4 separate regions of the Homo sapiens genome follow, and regions 1, 2 and 3 are each linked to region 4. The links are chromatin contacts, found by Hi-C or POLR2A ChIA-PET in ENCODE. All regions are on one chromosome and are shown on one strand. Each heading gives the region's core, a stretch centred on a gene start or an enhancer-like site at or near the end of the contact. The rest is flanking DNA. Distances are from core to core; before and after follow the strand shown. Region 1 holds the start of PIK3R5 (phosphoinositide-3-kinase regulatory subunit 5). Region 2 overlaps PIK3R5 (phosphoinositide-3-kinase regulatory subunit 5). Region 3 holds the start of LINC00324 (long intergenic non-protein coding RNA 324). Region 4 holds the start of MYH10 (myosin heavy chain 10).

Evidence for each region. Hi-C counts contacts between places; a loop is a spot of excess contacts on that map. ChIA-PET counts read pairs that join two places held with the same protein, here RNA polymerase II (POLR2A). Pooled maps may share reads with other maps.
Region 1: a loop to region 4 is called in a map of OCI-LY7, with 3 times the contacts of the local background. The contact joins the promoter of PIK3R5 here to the promoter of MYH10 in region 4. A Hi-C loop is called at or near these places in 2 of 168 maps with a recorded cell type or tissue (OCI-LY7 and naive thymus-derived CD4-positive, alpha-beta T cell) and 7 of 50 pooled maps.
Region 2: a loop to region 4 is called in a pooled map, with 2.9 times the contacts of the local background. The contact joins the enhancer-like site here to the promoter of MYH10 in region 4. A Hi-C loop is called at or near these places in 1 of 37 single-sample maps with no recorded cell type and 1 of 50 pooled maps. POLR2A ChIA-PET finds 5 or more read pairs at or near these places in 1 of 52 experiments (H1).
Region 3: a loop to region 4 is called in a pooled map, with 6 times the contacts of the local background. The contact joins the promoter of LINC00324 here to the promoter of MYH10 in region 4. A Hi-C loop is called at or near these places in 1 of 37 single-sample maps with no recorded cell type and 6 of 50 pooled maps. POLR2A ChIA-PET finds 5 or more read pairs at or near these places in 1 of 52 experiments (MCF 10A).

Annotation. Positions count from the first base shown.
Region 1 is chr17:8,964,357-8,967,056 of GRCh38, forward strand. It overlaps PIK3R5 (phosphoinositide-3-kinase regulatory subunit 5), which reads right to left and starts at 1,351. Exons shown (of 19, transcript NM_001142633.3): 1 at 1,240-1,351. PIK3R5-DT (PIK3R5 divergent transcript) reads left to right here and starts at 1,491. Exons shown (of 3, transcript NR_184080.1): 1 at 1,491-1,647; 2 at 2,411-2,700. RefSeq lists silencers at 1,275-1,594, 1,665-1,764.
Region 2 is chr17:8,924,635-8,927,334 of GRCh38, forward strand. All of the region lies in intron 1 of PIK3R5 (phosphoinositide-3-kinase regulatory subunit 5), which reads right to left. Among named protein-coding and RNA genes, the nearest start is that of PIK3R5, 40 kb to the right of the region's middle. Within about 2 kb of position 1,362, at least 3 of the 41 ENCODE cell types and tissues checked have a DNase peak (open chromatin) inside an H3K27ac peak, as active enhancers do.
Region 3 is chr17:8,222,756-8,225,526 of GRCh38, forward strand. LINC00324 (long intergenic non-protein coding RNA 324) reads right to left here and starts at 1,288. Exons shown (of 3, transcript NR_026951.1): 1 at 1,057-1,288; 2 at 1-519. CTC1 (CST telomere replication complex component 1) reads right to left here. Exons shown (of 23, transcript NM_025099.6): 23 at 2,060-2,771. It overlaps TRP-CGG1-3 (tRNA-Pro (anticodon CGG) 1-3), which reads right to left and starts at 149; the gene lies at 78-149. RefSeq lists a silencer at 52-101 and enhancers at 164-905, 452-581, 832-1,071.
Region 4 is chr17:8,629,404-8,632,171 of GRCh38, forward strand. MYH10 (myosin heavy chain 10) reads right to left here and starts at 1,322. Exons shown (of 43, transcript NM_001256012.3): 1 at 1,251-1,322. RefSeq lists enhancers at 1-473, 474-1,251, 1,252-2,029, 2,728-2,768 and a silencer at 1,514-2,193.

The sequences.
Region 1 (2,700 bases), core at 101-2,600, 330 kb after region 4:
CTCCAGCCTGAGTGACAGAGCAAGACCCTGTCTCAATAATAATAATAATAATAATTCCACACAGCTCTATGGGTCAGTATGACAGCCCATTTTATGAATCAGGAGACTGAGGCTGGGTTGGGGGACAGTGTGATGCTGCAGGTCACACAGCTGGATCCGGTTGGAACTTGGGTCTCTTTTCCACATCATGCATGGTTCCCAAGCAACGGCTTCAGCATCATCACTTAAGGAGCTCATTCAAAGTTTTGAAAACTACAGATTCCAGATCCCATCCCTGGAAAGCCACGTTGTAGGGTTGGCTCCAAGAGAGCCCTACCTGCAGTCAGCTCTGGGAGCCAGTGCCTTACAGGTGGTCCTGAGGGCAGGAAGGAAAGTGTGGGGTGGATGAGAAGACACAGAAGGAAAACGAGGGTGTCAGTCCAGAGAGGACCTTGGAGGCAGGCTTGGCCTACTTTTAGCCCTTATTCTGCCTAAACCCACCCCTCCTCTCTACTCCGAGTCTTGTTAACTCGCTTTATACCACATCCTGCTGCTTTAACCTCGCCTTCCTTTTCCTTCTGAACAATCTCCTTCCTCCTACTGACCTGAACTTTTTGTGTATTTACCCCAGGCCGGGATGGGCCAGCACGCGCACATGCGCATGCCCACACACACACACACACACACACACACACGAGTCACGCGGGGATGTCCAGTGTGTAAACACAGATCCTCTGAGAGCAGAAAGCGTGCAGTTCTCTAGGACAGCAGCCGCGTCTGGGCCCAAGGCTGGCTAACTAGCAGGCTGAGTGAGGCTCGACGGAGGGCGCCTTACGCGGGCACTTCCATGACTCCCAGGTTCTGACGGCACAAGAGCCCTGATGCCCACGCTCACGGACAGTTCCCCGCTGGAGCGGGCAGGGGACCTGACCCTACGACACAGGGCGTCCTGTGTCAGAGGCAGGAGGCTGAGGACACAGCTGCGCAGAGCCGCCCAGCAGAGGTTACCCGGATAACGATAAGTGGTCCCCGCGACGCCCCTTAAGTCTCTGGGGTTATCTGGAGCGCAGGTTTGCAGACCCGCTGCCCCCGCGGTGGGCCAGGTCCACGGGGCCGGAAGATAGCAGGATCTGTCCAGCCCTCGGGCTGCGGCGGCTGCTCGCGGAGCCCACTCTCCCCGACGGTCCCCAGCTTGCTCCAGCTCTGCCTGGAGCTCCCATGCGTGCCCTCCGCATCCGCCCTGGCCGCCCAGTCACACACCTGCAGTCCCCGCCGGGCGCCGAGCCCCTCTCCAGCGGCGACTCCCTGCGATTCGGGTGACCGTCGGGACCACCGCGCCCCAGCTGGAGCCGCGCGGCGAGCCGCAGCATCTGCCCAGCCTGGGCTCCTCCGGCGGGCGGGGCGGAGCCTGTCAGGGGGCGGGGCCTAATGGGGCGGGGCTGACCGCGGAGCCGGCCTCTCCAGCCACCTGGCGGCCCGGCAGCGTCAGCCAGGTGCGCGCCCGGCCCCACATCCTCTGGGTCACGCCCCCGAGGCCGCAAGGCGTCTGAGAAGCAGCCCCGGCTCTGACCCGCCAGCCCTCGGAAGAAGCAGACCCTGGCCGGTCCATGGCAGTGGCCCGAGGGGCACCAGCGCGGAGCACCAGCGACCCCCAAGGAGTAAGGGGAGGTTAGGCCCCCGCGTCGGAAGCGCGGCTTTGGCCCCGCAGGAGGGCTGGGCGGAGCAGGGGGGCAGGTCTGGGGTAGGGGCTTAGGGGAAAGACGAGAAAGAGGAAGCTCCGACGAGCTGCTTCCTTCTCTCACTGCGACCCACTTCCTCTTCCTACTTCTATTTTCTTTCTTTTTTTTTTTTTTTTTTTTGAGATGGAGTCTCGCTCTGTCGCCAGGCTGGAGTGCAGTGGCACGATCTTGACTCCCCACAACCTCCGCCTCCCGGGTTCAAGCGATTCTCCTGCCTCAGCCTCCCGGGTAGCTGGGACTACAGGCGCGCGCCACCACGCCCAATTTTTTGTATTTTTACTAGAGACGGGGTTTCACCATGTTGGCCAGGATGGTCTCGATCTCTTGACCTCGTGATCCGCCCGCCTCGGCTTCCCAAAGTGCTGGGATTACAGGCGTGAGCCACTGCGCCCGGCCCCTACTTCTATTTTCTTTGGGTGCCCTTAACCCTTAAAATGCCTGCACTACTGCTGTGCAGACGGGCACCTTGACCCGCATCCTTCTGCAGGAACCTTCATAGAAATACCAGCCAGTCCCGGCGTTCAGCACTGCTGTTCCAGCCTCTGGCTGGACTTCCCGCCCTCCCTGGCCGGCACCAAGGCTACTGTCACCTGAGTGGTTTCCCCAGCCCCTGGGGAAGGGAGTGAGGGTGTGCGGGAGTTCCTGCCTCCAGGGTCAAGGCCCTCTTCTTGCCTCCCCCTTTTCTCCCCCAGACGACGTTGCAGATGATGCTCTACCAAGAGTTGGAAGGACTCCCCAGGGAATCCCACAAGACACTGCGCTTCCTATGCCTCCTTTCCCTCGTTTAAAAAATGGGGATAAGAAGGTTGGCTACTGCTCCGACAGCCCTCACAATGGAAGAGTAGCACTTCATTTGTGGGTTAACAAAGGGCAACGCTGAAATCTCCACTTCCACTATTGAATGGAACTGTGTCATAATATCTGTTAGAGGCGTGCAAACTCGGCCACAAGGTCATGGTCATACGTTATTGTTGGTCAAAAG
Region 2 (2,700 bases), core at 112-2,611, 300 kb after region 4:
TCTCAGACACGGGCACATCTTCACTAGTCTCCTTTTTACTCTCTTTGAACTCCTGCCCAATTATGCAAGAAAAATCTCTCAAATTCTCCCCCTCCATCCCATTCATGAATATGCTTTAGAGCGAAACCTCTCTAACAAGAAAACAGATACTCATCAGGTTTGTGGACAGAACTGAAATCAGACACTCCTCCCGATACTTGGCCAGGTGTGGTTTTTACAACTTTTTATGAAACAAACGCTGATGTCAAGAGTCCCGTTTAGCCCAGTCTAGAACTCTCTAGATCTCTAATGGACAACTTACTATGACATTAGGGCATCAGGCACTGATGCAGTCTCTCCCAACTTCTCACCAAATATACCAGATAGATAGTTAGATAGTAGATGGATAGATAGATAGATAGTAGATGAATAGATAGATAGATAGTAGATGGATAGATGGATAGATAGATAGTGGATAGATAGAAAGTAGATGGATAGATAGATAGTAGATGGATAGATAGATAGTAGATGAATAGATAGCTAGATAGTAGATGGATAGATGGGTAGATAGATAGACAGAAAGTAGATGGATAGATAGATAGATAGTAGATGGATAGATAGATAGTAGATGGGTAGATAGATAGATGGTTAGCTAGTAGATGATAGATAGTAGATGGATAGATAGATAGATAGTAGATGGATAGATAGTAGATGGATAGACAGTAGATTGATAGATAGATGGATTGATAGATAGTAGATGGATAGATAGATAGATAGTAGATGGAGAGATAGTAGATGGATAGGTAGATAGTAGATGGAGAGATAGATAGTAGATGGATAGATAGTAGATGGATGATAGATAGATAGTAGATGGATAGATAGTAGATGGATAGATAGTAGATGGATAGATAGATAGATAGTAGATAGATAGTAGATGGATAGATAGATAGATAGAGAAAAAAGGAACACACATGCATACAATCCAAACTGAAACCAACACTGACAAGCCAGAATGAGGGATTGACATTATGTCTAAATCAGATGGAAATGGATTAAGAAAATCCAGGCTTAGGTTCAGGCCAAAATCTCTATAATAAGTGGGTACAGCTTGCATCATGGCTGAGTACATTTTGGTCCCCAAGTGGGTGTGCACTTTTTCCTTGGATGCTTCATCCCCTTTTGTCTTTTCCTTTAATGCAGATAGATGCATCACATTCACTGAGATGGAGAAGTTTGGGGAGAGGACAATTTGGGAGAGGAAAACAAGAGTCCTGCTTTGTCCGAGTTCTATCCCCTTCAGACCCCAATGGAGAGGTCTGGGCTACAGCTCTCTATTTGGGAGTTCACATGGTGCTGTGGTCACTGAGGCTGTGAACCATGTGAAGCGAGAAGAGTGAGGAGAACACCTCCAGTGTTAAGAGGTGGCACCGGAAGTATCACAAAAAGACACTGAGAAGATGCAGCTCATGAGCAGGAGGAGAACACGATGTGACAGGATCCAAAACAAGCATGTTTCAAGGAGGGAGTGAGGAATGCCACTGCAAGGTCTACAGCATGAGGGCAGAGAAGTGGCCACTGGATCTGGTGACATGGAGGGTTTGAGTGACCATGAAAGAACAAGTGCAGGAAGAAAAGACCAAATGGAATGGGCTAAGGAGAGAGAAGTGACAGAGAGGCAACTGCTTTGGGAAGCTTTGCTCAGAAGAGCTGGGTTTATGAAATGCCCCAGGATCCAAAAGAACCCTAAGGTTCTTCCAGTTTGAAAAAAAATGTCTATATCGATGTCAAAAGAAAAACTACCCGTATTAGTCCATTTTCATGCTGCTGATAAAGACATACCTGAGACTGGGAAGAAAAATAGGTTTAATTGGACTTACAGTTCCACACGGCTAGGGAGGCCTCAGAATCATAGCAGGAGGCAAAAGGCACGTCTTACATGGCAGCAGCCAGAGAAAAATGAGGAAGATGCAAAAGTAAAACCCCTGATAGAACCATCAAATCACGTGAGACTTATTCACTACCACAAGAACAGTATGGGGGAAACTGCCCCCATGATTCAGATTATCTCCCACCAGGTCCCTCCCACAACACATGGGAATTATGGGAGTACAATTGGAGATGAGATTTGGGTGGGGACACGGAGCCAAACCATGTCACTACCCAACATGGTTACACGTCCAAATGCTAACAGAAATTATATCTGGGAGGTAAAAATAGGAATAATTTTTATTTTTTATTAAACATTTTTCATAATATATATTTTATGCCTTGTTTTTTATCACATAGATAACAGAGGTTATATATATATAAATTAAAAAATGGTGCTGGGTAAGTGGAGTAGATATGCTTTTCCCTATTCCATTTGAAATACAACTACAAGCCCTGAACAATATATATAAAACTAACATAAGAGACCCTGAAAGAGAGAGAGAAGGCACACAGGCTAGGGACCCTGGGGACAAGGAATGGCATGGGTGAGTTCCCTGGCTTCTCTTTTTGCCTTATAGATTCCAGACTTGGAGCTGAACAGCCAGCAATCTGAAAAAATGGGTGCAGATTTAAAATAAAGCCCTCACAAAAGCCTGCTCTCTCTAGCCAAAGCCTGAGGAAAGAGGCAACTTAGCAAGACAGACACTTTTAGACAATACCTGCTCTATTCCAGCCAAACTCCACAGGGAAAATTGTGGTGCCACCTCCACCAGCAAAAGCCAGTTAATCGGC
Region 3 (2,771 bases), core at 38-2,537, 410 kb before region 4:
TACAGTCAAGCCTCCTGCAGCGCTGGTCAGGTAACCTATTCCTTGAAGACACTCTTGTCTCAGTAAAAGGTAAAGGAGGGCTCGTCCGGGATTTGAACCCGGGACCTCTCGCACCCGAAGCGAGAATCATACCCCTAGACCAACGAGCCGACGTGCGGACGTTGCCGCGAACCGCCTTAGAGGTCGTGCCAGGCTTGCTGTAGTGCTGGGTCCACTATGCATGGCGGAACGGTCCGGGCGCACGCTCACGGACCAGCCTCCCCCAGGCCGAGTATTTTGGAGCACTGGGCTGGGAATCTCTTGGCTCCGGGCCGCGAGCTCCGGCTCCTCCCAGGAAATAGCGTCAAGGAAGTGGGAGGGAGTGGCCTCGGCCTCGCCCCCGCGCCGCCTTGCACGACTGCCTTGAACACCCGGGTTGTTGCTTCCTTTGGTTACCGACTTGGTGCCATTCCGTAACCTGGGATCTTGACACTTCCTGCCTCCGCCTGCGGTCCTTGGACCTAGCTCTTCGTTGCAGAGCTTTGAAGAGAAGCGGTGGAATTGCTTGCTTTCGGGACGGGCAGGAGAAATCACTAGGGGAACACCAGTGCCCCGTGTCTGTCTATCCTCCTGGGCTAACGGGCAGGGCAAACCCTGGGCCAGACCCATCGATAGTCCACGGGTTCCCCAGACCGCATGGCAGTACCCAAGCGAGGGAAAGAGGGAACGATTTCTGGGGCCCAGAAGACCCACGGAAGAGGGCGTTATTGAGCTGGGTGACTGGAGGGGGACAGGCTTTCCACCCTGCAGTGGGGCGGGGCGCAAGGCCAGGCGACTAGTCTCATGGCTTCCGGACTGTAAGATCAGGTTACCCCTACCCTACAGTCTAACCTCTGCTCCCCAGTCCCCTCCTAGAATGGCCTAGAAGGGAGACCCTCCTGCCTGCCTCCTAAGACCCCCCGAAGGCTCTGAGGCACGTGGCCGCATGAATGTGGTCGAAGGCCTGTAGACCCGGTTTGGGGACTTAGCAGTGTCCCCGGGACTGCCCAGTGAGCCTCTGCGCTCTTAAACACTCACCATGCTGCTCTTACTCCGGAGCTGCCCAGAGTCCCAGCAAGATCTGGTGGGGTCGGTAGCAGACCACGTGTCCTGCCTTTCCTCAGCTCAGTGCCTGTTCTGGGGAGTCCTCCCAGCGGGGTTCTGGCCTGCATCGGCCCTGGACCAGCCTGGTGTCATCTGTGGAACCATTTTGTTCTACACCCCAGTTGTGTGATTTGTGGGGCCAGGCCGTTCCTAATGCCCAACCCATAGATACGATGACGGGGCTTTCAGTGAAGGATTCAGCTCCTATTTGTCTTTCCCAGGTTCCCCTGGACAGACAGTGGGGAAGGGCAGCAGAAGTTAGCCCAGCCTTTCCCATTAGTGTCCCAAGTCTTTGAGATGGGTAAAGAGGTTCTCAGGGCTGATCTGGCATCTCCTCCCCCATTCCTACCCTTTTCCAATTCCTGTCTCCCTCCCCTTGGGCCCCAGCTTTCTCTGCAAAATAATCCAGTCACCTCTTCCCTGGCCTCAGGCACTTAAACGCTGCAGAAGGGGAGGCCTAAATCCTTTATGACCCTTATGAAAGCTATGTCCCTCTTCACCGGGCACAGTGGCTCACACCTGTAATCCCAGCACTTTGGGAGGCTGAGGTGGGTGGATCACAAGGTCAGGAGTTCAAGACCAGCCTGACCAAAATGGTGAAACCCCGTCTCTACTAAATATACAAAAATTAGCCAGGCGTGGTGGCGGGCGCCTGTAATCCCAGCTACTCGGGAGACTGAGGCAGGAGAATTGCTTGAACCCGGGAAGCGGAGGTTGCAGTGAGTCAATATTGTGCCATTGCACTCCAGCCTGGGTGACAGAATGAGACTCCCTCCGTCTCAAAAAAAAAAAAAAAAAAAAAAAGCTATGGCCCTCTTCCTAAACATGTATACAATCCAGGGAGTTCACACATAATCCCATCCACATACCCCACACTTTATTTTTTCCTCAGAAAAGTGCGTACATAGACCCCACTTTTAATAACCAAGAACTAACAAACAGCTGATCATTCGTTTATTTTATTTCATTTTTTTGAGACGGAGTTTCACTCTTGTTGCCCAGGCTGGGATGCAGTGGCGCGATCTCGGCTGACAACACCTCCTCCCCCCTCCAAGGTTGAAGCGATTCTCTTGCCTCAGCCTCCCAAGTAGCTAGGACTGCAGGCGCCTGCCACCACGCCTGGCTAATTTTTTGCATTTTTAGTAGAGACGAGGTTTCACTATGTTACCAGGTTTCACTATGTTGGCCAGGCTGCTGGTCTGGAACTCCTGACCTCGTGATCCGCCCACCTTGGCCTCCCAAAGCGCTGGGATTACAGGCGTGAGCCACCGCGCCCGGCCATACATGGCAAGTTTCTACATGGTGTTTCAGACTTAGCTGATCACCCTCTACCCTCAGGCCAGATTAGATTCCACTTCTCCCTGTTCTTACAGTGCCGTTAGTGCTGAAAGGGGAACGTGCCTTGTTCATTTGGTTCTGCACAGGGTCCAGCCCAGTGCTTGGCACAAACGTGGTCTCGGCAGTGCTGCATCCCTGGCTTGACCTGGAGGTAGCAATTCCTTCAAGCCATTTGCTCATCTTACATTGGTTCGTGGGCCATGGAATGGTGTCGAGAGCTTTCTGCCTATCTTCCAAGGAGGTTTAGGTCCTGCCAAGAGCTCACAGATCCTATTTCTTGCCTTATCTCTGGCATTTATTTCTTCCTTAAC
Region 4 (2,768 bases), core at 72-2,571:
CTAAAGAAACAGAGATAACGGCTGTAGGCAGAGGCCACGTTATCCAAACCTCACCAGCCCGGTCTGACCCGCCGAGTCGCCAACCTCCTTCCTAAGGCCCTAGTTCCAAACAGGCCTGGCTGGGGGCCTCCCGCTTCCCAGGGCCGCATCCGCCCACCACAGGCCCACAAAGCCCCCACAAATGCCAGGACTCCGCGGCTTCAACTTCCCTCCGAACCAATTCCAGTCCGATTTTATGGGATCAGGGTGTGACCCCCAACTGCAGAAGGCAATGAAGAGACTGCGGCGAGCCATTCCCAGCTCGCTTACACAATAAAGGGATCCCGAGGCGAGTGCTGACCCTCCCCCCGGCCGTCCTGCTGCAGCGCGCCCCGCCACATTTCCCGCCTCGCCCCCTCAAACCGCCTGGGCCTCGCAGGGCGTCCACCCCCGGCCTAGGCGCTCCACGGAGGGCGCGGCAGGACGCCCTCCTCCCGCGCTCCTTCCCCGGCGCCGGCGGAGTCCGACCCTCCCCACGCCCGCGGCCGGCTCCGGAGCCCCTCACCCGCCGCGCGCTTCCCCGGCCGCGCAGAGCCAATGCCCTCCTGTCCCTCCACCCACGGGTCGGGCGCGCGCCGCCCGCCTTCCAAGCCCATGGTGAACCCCTCTGGTGCTGCGGGGGACCGGTCGCGCCAGGCCTAACCCACCCAGCAACCCACGCAGGGGCCCTTCCTGCCCAGCGCCCCCCCACCCTACCGCCGGGACTGCGCTTTCCAGCCCCGCTTAGAATCCCCTCTCTTCCTGGGAGGCAGACACTGGCTCGCGGGGCACGCCGAGACCTCCGCCGGGACACTAGCCCCTCGACCTCGCGCCCCCAGGGATCCCACCCACCGAGAACCTGGTCCTCACGTCCCCACCCCCAGATCTCCATCCCCCAGCCCCCCAGGGGTCGCCCTCCTGCACACCCAGGCCCTGACCCCCGCGGGTTTCACAAGGACTTCATTCCCCGCTCCTCCGGGAGTCTCTCCATCTCCACCCACTGAGGTCCCAGTGCCCCCAGCCCAGGACCCTGCTCAAACTAACCTAAGGTCCCCGCAGCACAAACCCTACAGCTCAGAAGCCCCTCTGTCTTCCCCAGCTCCCGCTTCGGTCCCCCGTTCCTGTCCTCCAGAGCCGCCCGGGACCCCTCAGCCCAGGAGCCATTCCTCCCTCCACAAACTGTCCCCCAGCCCTGGGCCGTGCACTCGGACCCGGGTAGCCGCACCTCTCACCTTCAGCCGAAGATGGTGGCGCGGGCGCACGTCCCCAGCCGCGACCACAGATCCAGCGCCTCAGTCCCAAACCCACCGCTGCCTCCGCCGGGCTCCTTTAGCACTGCTGCTCGGGGCTGCCCCACCCACCCCTACCCTCATTGGGCCAGCTCCACGCCCATCACCGCCGCCCCCAGACCCACTGGTTGGTTTGCGCGCCCATCTCCAAGGGAAGACGTTAGCAACCCGAACGAAGCTACCTTCCCGAGTCCGGCTCCCTCCACCCACCTGGAATGACGCTCATTGGCTCCCGCTCCCAGCCCAGGCCACAGAGGCCCCAATCTCATGGGCTGGCTCTTACGCCCGTCATAGGCTCCGGGAGGTGCGGCCGGGGCAGTGGCGCGGGATTGGCTGGCTCGTGCGTAGATGGACAGCTGAGGCTGGCTGAACGCCCGGCGATCCCGCGAGGCTGCGGGTGCGGGCCCCGCGGCGGCCGGCGCGCTGCGCTGACATTGGCTGTGCGGGCCGCGGGGCAGGTGGGCCGCGGCAGGAGGCTGGCGCTCTGACTGCAGACTCCTCGTCCTAGCGTCAGGCAGCCGCCGCAGCCGCAGCACATTCGAGCGCCCGGTCGCCCCCTGTGCTTGCGGCAGCCGGCATGTACCGCAGCGGGACGGGGTTCCACCGCGGAGTCGCGGGCCCTCAGCGTTGCCTGCAGGGGCGGGGCGGAGCGCGGTCCAGAGTCCTGACGTCACCCCCGGGGCTGCGCGGGGTTGGGGCCGCGGCGCTGCGACTCACCTGCAGTGGGGGAAGGAACGCGGGGGAGGGCGCTGCTCCGCCCATGCGCACAGGGTTTGGCCCGGGACCCGGCTGCGCTCCACGCTGCGGCCACTGTCCCGACCCCGGCCCCAGGCGGACTCTGCCGGGATCGGCCGAGCGCCAGGCGCAGGACACGGTCCTCCAAGGTCGCAGTTTTGGTGTTAGCGGGGTGAGAGGCTCTCCTGCCCAGCCTCCAGGCAAGGCTGAGATTCCAGAAGAATGAGAAGAGAACCGACCTTGGAGAGAAAACTTGGAAGAAACTTTATTCACCTCATTCATTCACTCGTTCAGTCGCTCCTTCATTCATTCATCAGAGCTCCCTACGTGAAGGGCTATGAGAGGTTCTTAAGAATATAAGGCTGGATTCCTGTAGCGCTGTCATATCCCCTAGGGCTTATGAAAACGTTGGAGACTGAAAAACAGTGGCCCCAAAATAACGAAAGGAAACTGGAAAAATCAAAGTAAATAAAATTTAATGAAATGTCTGCAGAATCTAGGCAACTGCAACAAAACTCTTGCATAATTATATATAAATATAATAAAGTCTAAATCACATGAACAAAATGAATTATTCATACAAAACCTGAAAGTCAAGATCATAAAAATTCACAGCAAGATGCAGTTATTAATCAGTTATTAATGTAGGCTATGGGAGCATTTTAATACATGTGATAATGATGTGTTTGCCTAAGCCTAGGAAACGTCTAGTCTGGCAAAAAGTGA